Linked DNA regions of Homo sapiens: regions 2 and 3 are each linked to region 1. Evidence: chromatin contacts called from ENCODE Hi-C or POLR2A ChIA-PET data. All regions are on one chromosome and are shown on one strand. The core of a region is the stretch at or near the end of the contact, and the rest is flanking DNA. Distances in the headings are between cores, read along the strand shown.

What was found. A loop is a pair of places that touch in the nucleus more often than their neighbours do. ChIA-PET counts read pairs that join two places held with the same protein, here RNA polymerase II (POLR2A). Pooled maps may share reads with other maps.
Region 2: a loop to region 1 is called in a pooled map, with 4 times the contacts of the local background. The contact joins the promoter of CLDN14-AS1 here to the enhancer-like site in region 1. A Hi-C loop is called at or near these places in 4 of 50 pooled maps. POLR2A ChIA-PET finds 5 or more read pairs at or near these places in 2 of 52 experiments (activated naive CD4-positive, alpha-beta T cell and naive thymus-derived CD4-positive, alpha-beta T cell).
Region 3: a loop to region 1 is called in a pooled map, with 2.0 times the contacts of the local background. The contact joins the promoter of CBR1-AS1 here to the enhancer-like site in region 1. A Hi-C loop is called at or near these places in 8 of 50 pooled maps. POLR2A ChIA-PET finds 5 or more read pairs at or near these places in 15 of 52 experiments (A673, CD4-positive, alpha-beta T cell, CD4-positive, alpha-beta memory T cell and 11 more).

What each region holds. Positions count from the first base shown.
Region 1 is chr21:36,287,903-36,290,602 of GRCh38, forward strand. DOP1B (DOP1 leucine zipper like protein B) reads left to right here. Exons shown (of 37, transcript NM_001320714.2): 33 at 112-248; 34 at 854-909; 35 at 1,143-1,304. Among named protein-coding and RNA genes, the nearest start is that of MORC3, 31 kb to the right of the region's middle. RefSeq lists a silencer at 1,891-1,940. Within about 2 kb of position 1,434, at least 8 of the 41 ENCODE cell types and tissues checked have a DNase peak (open chromatin) inside an H3K27ac peak, as active enhancers do; they include CD4-positive, alpha-beta T cell and CD8-positive, alpha-beta T cell, where a contact is called at or near this core.
Region 2 is chr21:36,428,963-36,431,662 of GRCh38, forward strand. It overlaps CLDN14-AS1 (CLDN14 antisense RNA 1), which reads left to right and starts at 1,363. Exons shown (of 3, transcript NR_183530.1): 1 at 1,363-1,450. RefSeq lists enhancers at 1,202-2,077, 1,364-1,423.
Region 3 is chr21:36,125,361-36,128,060 of GRCh38, forward strand. CBR1-AS1 (CBR1 antisense RNA 1) reads right to left here and starts at 1,280. Exons shown (of 4, transcript NR_040084.1): 1 at 1,127-1,280.

The sequences.
Region 1 (2,700 bases), core at 184-2,683:
CACTGGGTTGTTACTAGAATGTCAGAACAGTCACAGTTTTATTTTTCTTTGTCTGATAAGAAACCCTAAACTGCATATTTGTGTAACATCTTTACAATCTTCTTTCCTTAGAACGCCTGACAGACAATCTCAGAGTTGGACAGACATCCATAGTTGCTGCTCAGATGTTTCTTTTTTTCAGAGTTTTGCTGCTAAGAATATCTCCTCAACATTTGACTTCATTGTGGCCAATAATGGTCTCTGAATTGGTGAGTACAAGTATTGTAAGTTTGAAAGCAAGGTTGGAGCTTTTTAAAATGCTTTTTCAGTAACATAACGTACTATTTCCTATGTATCCCATTTTATCTAAATGTTATTTTTAATCAGGTTGGTAGCACATGGTTAGCTCTTGGTTAAACAGAGAATATTTTACTCTATGATCATATTTGATCTCTCACCCTGTCAGTTATTCCAACTAACTTGTACCATTTGATAATACTTACTAGTTTTTTATATACATATAAATTTGGGCTGGGCGTGGTAGCTTATGCCTGTAATCCCAGCACTTCGGGAGGCTAAGGTGGATGGATCACTTGAGCCCAGGAGTTCGAGACTAGCCTGGGCAACATGGTGAAACTCCTTGTCTACAAAAAAATACAAAAATTAATTCGGCATGGCGGGAAGTTGCATCTGCAGAAGGTTGAGGCTGCAGTGAGCCATGATTGTACCACTGCACTCCAGACTGGGTGACAGAGTAAGACCCCGTCTTATTCATTCATTCATAAATTAATCGATTTTTAAAAATAAGTAAAAAAAAATATTTGGGTAGATTTAATCTGTCTCAGATAGTAACTTGAATGCATTTTTTTTTCAGATTCAGACATTCACACAGCTTGAAGAAGATCTAAAAGATGAAGATGAGTCATTGAGGTAAGCAGTACAAGATCTGTACACAAGAGGAAAAGATAGTCACGATTAAAGCACGTCACTTTAGATATAGAGTTGTCTAATGTTAAATGCTGTTATCTTGAAGTACTTGTGAAAGGACCAGCTATTCCAAAAATTTCTTAAAAAGAAAATTCTTCTGAGGGACAGGTCATAGGTGAATGGACTATAACAGATCTGAATGAATTTATAACAAGCGTTTCTTTGCAAATTTATAGAAGCACCAACAAAGTAAACAGAACGAAAGTTTCAGTCCCGGATGCAAATGGACCCTCAGTGGGGGAGATACCCCAGAGTGAACTCATCTTGTATTTATCAGCTTGCAAATTCTTGGACACAGCGCTTTCTTTTCCACCTGACAAGATGCCATTATTTCAAATGTAAGTCAGATAGGATCGTGTGTCCTTTTTGAAGTAAGAGATTTTGTTTTTTCCTTTTAAGCACTTTCACTTGTTTTTCATGTACAGTTTATGGGAAACCACCATCTGGGTTTCTAGTGACAGCTAAGCCAGCTCGGAATACCAAGTTTCAGATTACTTGCAACATCTGTGGCTCTGCAAATTTGGCTCACAGGAGTGTTTATGAATGTGTTTCTATGGTGTGTGTGTGTGTGTGTGTGTGTGTGTGTGTGTGTGTGTGTGTGTGTGTGGTTTTTGCTACTGAATGCTTATAAAACAGGGCTTACCCACTGGTGCTCCTCACTGCCTTTGTGTAGACCTTTTTGTCTGTGTTTAGTTAGATACAAATGCCTTTATTTGGAGCCTGCCATCTCCGATTCACTTTGCCCCATAGGCTTATGTTTCCTGCCGGCTTAGCACAGCTGCTCATTTGTTTAATTTCATGACCAGCCCCAGAGGCTATTTCTCTCTCTCCTACCCCCACAAAGAGAGTAATCATATAGAAATGTTTGTGGTTAAAGAGCGGGTTCTCTTAAATGCACATTGCTAAGTGAAAGAAGCCAGTCTGAAAAGGCTACACACTGTATGATTCCAACCATGTGACATTCTGGAAAAGGCAAAACCATGGAGACAGTAAAAAGATCAGTGGTCGCCAGGGGTTGGGGAGAGGGAGGCAGGGATGAATGGGTGAAGCACAGAGGATTTTTAGGGCAGTGAAATTATTGCATACAGAGCTATAATGGTAGATCCATGTCATTGTCCATTTCTCCAAATCCATACAATGTACACCACCAAGAGTGAACCCTGATGTAAACTCTGGACTTGGGAGGATAACAGTGAGTCAGTAGAGGCTCTTCAGTTTTAACAAATGTACCACTCTGGTGCAGGATGTTGATAATACGGCAGGCTTGTATGTATGTAGGATGGGATGTACGGGAACTACTTTCTACTCCATTTTGCTGTGAACCTAAAGCTGTTCTGCAAAAGAAAGTCTTTTAGTTTTTAAAAAGCAGGTTTGGGCCGGACGTGGTGTCTCATACGTGTAATACTAGCACTTTAGGAGGCTGAGGCGGGTGGATCACCTGAGGTTGGGAGTTCGAGACCAGCCTGGCCAACATGGCGAAACCCTGTCTCAACTAAAAACACAAAAATTAGGCCAGGTACCGTGGCTCACACCTGTAATCCCAGCACTTTGGGAGGCCAAGGTGGGTGGATCACTTGAGGCCAGGAGTTCAAGACCAGCCCGGCCAACATGGTGAAAAACCCTGTCTCTACTAAAAATACAAAAATTAGGCCAGGCGCGATGGCTCACACCTGTAATCCCAGCACTTTGGGAGGCCAAGGTGGTTGGATCACCTGAGTTTGGGATCAGCCTGAC
Region 2 (2,700 bases), core at 113-2,612, 140 kb after region 1:
AGAGCTCTCTGGATGCCATGTGGGCAATGAACTGTGGACAGAATCCTAGCCAGGCAGTGACTGCAATAGTCCAGACAGCGGGGACGGACCTGGGCCAGATGCTGGCTTGCAGGGTGGAGGGATAGGCGCATTTGAGGGGTGTTTTGGAGCTCAAGATGGCAGTCATGACTTTGCTGATGATGTGAAATTTTAGGACTGTGTTATTGGAGAGGCCTTAGAGATTTGAATTTTACAGCCAGAAGCAGCCAACCCAGTGGGATTGCCCATGTCTGCCCAGTTTCCCTGAACTCCCCTTCTGGGTGAAGAAGGGACGGCGGCCTGGGAAGGGTAGGTGCTTGTGTTGATCTGTCCAAGGAGCAGACACCAAATTCGCTTTCAAGGAAGTGGAGCCCAGGGCTGGGCTATTTTCCTCTTTTCCACAAGGGACACTTTTCACATAACCCACCCTCCTTCCAACACAGGGATACCGTTCACTCCATCGTGCTTCGTCTCACTCAGCCTCAGCTTGAAGCCCTCTGGCAACGGGGAGCTCATCACTTTGTGAGCTCAGCCCTAGACACTTTTCCCAGTCAGCCCTAGGCAGGCACCTCCTCCACATGTGGAATCAAAACCCAGCTCTTTGGTCAGGCGCGGTGGCGCACGCCTGTAATCCCAGCACTTTGGGGGGCCAGGGCAGGCAGACTGCTTGAGCCCAGGAGTTCAAGACCAGCCTGGACAACATGGTGAAACCCTGTCTCTACAAATTACAAAAAATTAGCCAGATGTGGTGGCACGTGCCTGTAGTCCCAGCTTCTCAGGAGGCTAAGGTGGGAGGATCATCTGAGCCCAGCGAGGTTGAGGCTGCAGTGAGCCGAGATCGCACCACTGTGCTGCAGCCTGGGCAACAGAGTGAGAACAAAACCCCAGCTCTAGGTGTGCCCTCGGCCCCTCCAGGCAGCCTGTGTCCTCTCCCCAGGATTTAAGATCATGCCGCTCTTGTTTTGGGCTTTTTCAGGACAGTTAACTCTTAGGAAGAAGGGACCTCCAAACCTCTAAGTCGCCAAACCACCGCACCGCCCTGGGTGGAAGAAACCGCTTCGGCAGCAGAGGAAACAGCAGCTTCGCAGAGCAGCCTGGCCCGAGTGGCTACACCGGGTCTGTCTGGTCTCAGCTCTGGCCTCTGAGTCATTAGCGTTGTTTTCTTCTGAGGCCAGGGCTTCAGATTAGTCAGGGGCTCCTGTTTCCTGGCTGATAAAGCAGGTGGAAGAAACACAATCTGGCCGCCTAGAGGCTGCGTGAAGCTCGTGACCCTGCGGGGTGACTAACGGAGCTCAGCTGGGTGGGACCAGAAACCACGTCTGGGCACTCCTGAGTCACAGGCTCAGAAGCTTTCGCCTCCGCCTTCAGACTGGCCCTCAGGCTTCCCTGCTCAGAGGCAGGGAATTGTGCAGCTGGAGTTTCATTTTCCAAGGTAACGTAGGGTTTTTATACTGTGCTAAATGAGAGAATGGGAAATGGAGCCTGGGTTGAGATGCCCACAGTGTAACACAAGCCTGCGGCGGGGGAGTCGGTTTCTCTGGGCGAGTACTTTTTTTTTTTTTTCTTTGAGACATAGTCTCACTCTTTCGCCCAGGCTCCAGTGCAGTGGTACCATCTCGGCTCGCTGCAGCCTCGACAGCCCGGGCTCAAGCAATCCTCCCACCTCAGCCCCACAAATAGCTGGGACTACAGGCATGTGCCACTACACCTGGCTAATTTTTGTATTTTTTGTAGAGATGGGGTTTCACTGTGTTGCTGGATCAAATGCTGTAAAGGGTTGAATTATGTACTCCCAAAAAGATACTTGAAGTCCTAACCACCAGTACCTCAGCATGTAATGTTATTTGGAAATAAGGAGGGTCTTTACAGATGTAATCAACTTAAAATGTCACACCCTAAAGCAGTATGACTTGTGTCCTTCTAAAACAGGGAGATGTGGACACACGTAGACATGTATGGAGGGAGGATGTTGTGGACACCCAGGGAGAAGGTGGCACCAACAAGCCAGGTACGCCAAAAGCTGGGAGAGCCTGGAACAGATCCTTCCCTTGTGGAAGGAGCCAACTCAGCCAAGACCTTGATATCGGTTTTGTTTTGTTTTGTTTCTCAAGACGGAGTCTGGCTCTGTTGCCCATGCTGGAGTGCAATGGTGTGATCTCATCTCACTGCAACCTCCACCCTCCAGGTTCAAGCAATTCTCCTGCCTCAGCCTTCTGAGTAGCTGGGATTACAGGCACCTGCCACCACACCTGGGTAGTTTTTTGTATTTTTAGTAGAGACAGGGTTTCACCATGTTGGCCAGGCTGGTCTCCAACTCCTGACCTCAAGTGATCTGCCTGCCTTGGCCTCCCAAAGTGGTGGGATTACAGGCATGATCCATTGTGCCTGCCAAGACCTTGATTTTGGACTTCCCACCTGCAGAACTGGGAGACAGCATGTTTCTTTGTCTAAGCCACTAAGTTTGTGGTGCTTTGTTACGGCAGTCCTAAGAAACCAATTCTGTTTAGGATTTTGAGGAACTGCCAAATCACTTCCCTCCACAGCTGCACCACTTTCATTCCCACCAACAATGTAAGAGGCCACCAATTTCTCCACATCCCCGTCAAAACCTGCTATTTTCCATTTATTTATTTATTTATATTTTGAGTCGGCATCTTGCTCTGTCGCCCAGGCTGGAGTGCA
Region 3 (2,700 bases), core at 30-2,529, 160 kb before region 1:
AGACTGTCTCAGGAAAAAAAATTAAAAAAAAAAGGAACAGGAGAGGAGAAGACATACACAGATGCTCAGCAGAGACAGCAGCCATATGAAGACAGAGGCAGACATTGGTGTGATGCTGCCCCAAGACAAGGAATGCCAAAGATTGCTAGCAACCACCAGCAAGTGGAAGAGGCAGGGAAGGATTCTTTCCCAGCGCTTGGAGAGAGAGCATGGTCCTGACAACATTTTGATCTCGGACTTCTGGCTTCCAGAACTATGAGAGAATGAAGCTCTGCACCTGTATTTGGTGTTTAGTTATGGTGACCGCAGGAAACTGATACATATGCCATGTAGTGCAGCCACTCAACCACAAGGGGCACTGTCTGGCAGCAAGTTCTACAAACACAAACTGTCCAAAATAATCACTGAAGTTCACAGAGAAAGCCATACAAATAGCATTCAAATATTTTTAACGATGATCAACAGGCTACAATTTATCATTTTTAAAAACATAAAACCATTATCATCTTGCTGAATAATTCATGACCTTTGTAACAAACTGGCTGAGAACCACTTTTAAAGAACATCCTGGTCCGGCTATCATTACACACACGGGAGGGTATCTGTAGGATAAATTCCCCCAACAATTCCCTTTCCAGGAAGAGACGCATATTTTTAATTTCAATAGACAACAGCCAAATTGCCCTCCAAAGAGGAGGTACATTACACTCGCCAGAAATATACATGAATGGCTGGTTTTCCCCAGGCTTGGCAATACTTTGCCAAGCTAAGAGGTAAGAATGGGCTTTAAAATAAACCCTGATCCAGCTCCCAAGGAGAGGACTGGGGCCTTCGGACCCACATTTCCCAGCACAGGTGCTTCACCAGCCTGCCATGGCCCCTTCTCTGTCCAGTTTAGCAAGGGTGTGGCAGATTTCCTTTCAGGCACAGAGCCCAGCCTTCCAGACATCACACTTAAACTGGTTCCTACCACATTTGCAAGGAGAATCTCTTCTTCCAAGTCAGCAGTGTTTACAATAAGCAGTATGCTTTTCCCTGAGTCACTCTGAATATAGAGACCAGAAACCAATTCCAGGGTAGCAAAGGGACAGCCACCATGGTGACCTCAAGCATACAAATCACACACCTGCTTGTCCTGCCTGGTCAAGCCCTGTTGGGACCATGCATAATCCTGACCCCAGCACTCAGGCACAGAACACTTAGGAGAGGAAGGCGAGGTTTCAGCTACATGAGGTGGCATTGTAGGAATTGTCTTCTCCCTGACACCCCCCATGGCACTCAACAGCCTCACTGTCCTGACCCTAAGCCACTTTGTGACCCACCCCTGGGAAGGGCAGGCAGTGAAGAACTAGGCATAGAGAAGAGGAGGTGGGGAGTTACCAAGCTGTTTGCTGACCTCTTCATTTGACTCAGAACCTGACCTTAATCTTGCTTCCAGAAAAACAATGGGCCCCATTCCTGCCCAAGCTTGCCTTCTGCAACCCAGACTTTCTTAGAACGCGATGGGAGTCAAGAGCGCTTTCTTTAAGGCGAAGCTGTAGACAGGTTCCCCTCACCTCCCACCTCTGCCCACATTATCTGCCTCTAGCAAATAATGGTAGTCATGACTGTGCCTGTTACCCAGGAGAACACCAATCAATGGCTGTAAAGACATGAATGTATGGTTTTAGATGGTGTCTGCCTGCCTTTGCTGAAAAAATGTAAGAACAGCAAACATTTATGTATTACCGTTTGTCAGTACTGCTCTAAGCACTTTTATAATATTAAACATTCATGCTGTACTCCTTACAGCAATCGTAAGAGCTAGGCACTAAAACTATTCCCATTGTACAGATGAGCAAACTGAGACACTGAGAGATTGGGAACCTTGCCCACGATCACACAGTGAGTAAGTAGGAGCTACAATAAGGAGCCATGAAGGCAGGGAGCTCCACTCCTGCCCTTCCCAGGCCTCTGTTCACTCCTGAGCATGACTGGTACCTAACAGGTGCTCAGACAGTCGCTGGATGCAGATGAGGGAACGGCTGTGGACATTCAGTCCTTCAGACCACAAAAGGACTTTGGAAGGAGAAGAACCCTGGAAGAATGCCATGTTACTGGCAAAGGTTTGGGTTCTTACCCAGTGATTTGGTAAACACAAAGGGACAATGGCATTAAGTGATAGCAAAGCCAATCTAAACAGAATCACAGCAGTAAACCACCAGAACCCACAACTTTTTTTTTTTTTTTTTTTTTGAGACAGAGTTTTGCTCTTGTTGCCCACGCTGGAATGCAATGGCGCCATCTCGGCTCGCCACAACCTCCACCTCCCGGGCTCACCCAATCCTCCCAGCTGGAACTACCGCACACACCACCACACCCAGCTAATTTTTGTATTTTTGGTAGAGACAGGGTTTCACTATGTTGCCCAGGCTGGACTCAAGCTACCCACCTACCTCAGCCTCCCAAAGTGCTAGAATTACAGGCATGAGCCACCATGCCTGGCCACCAGTATTTTGCCAGGCTGGAGTGCAGTGGCACAATCTCGGCTCACTGCAACCTCCGCCTCCCGAGTTCAAGCAATTCTTCTGCCTCAGCCTCCCTGAGTAGCTGGGACTACAGGCACGCACCACCACACCCAGCTGATTTTTGTATTTGTAGTAGAGATGAGGTTTCAGCATGTTGGCCAGATTGTTCTCAATCTCTTGACCTTGTGATCCA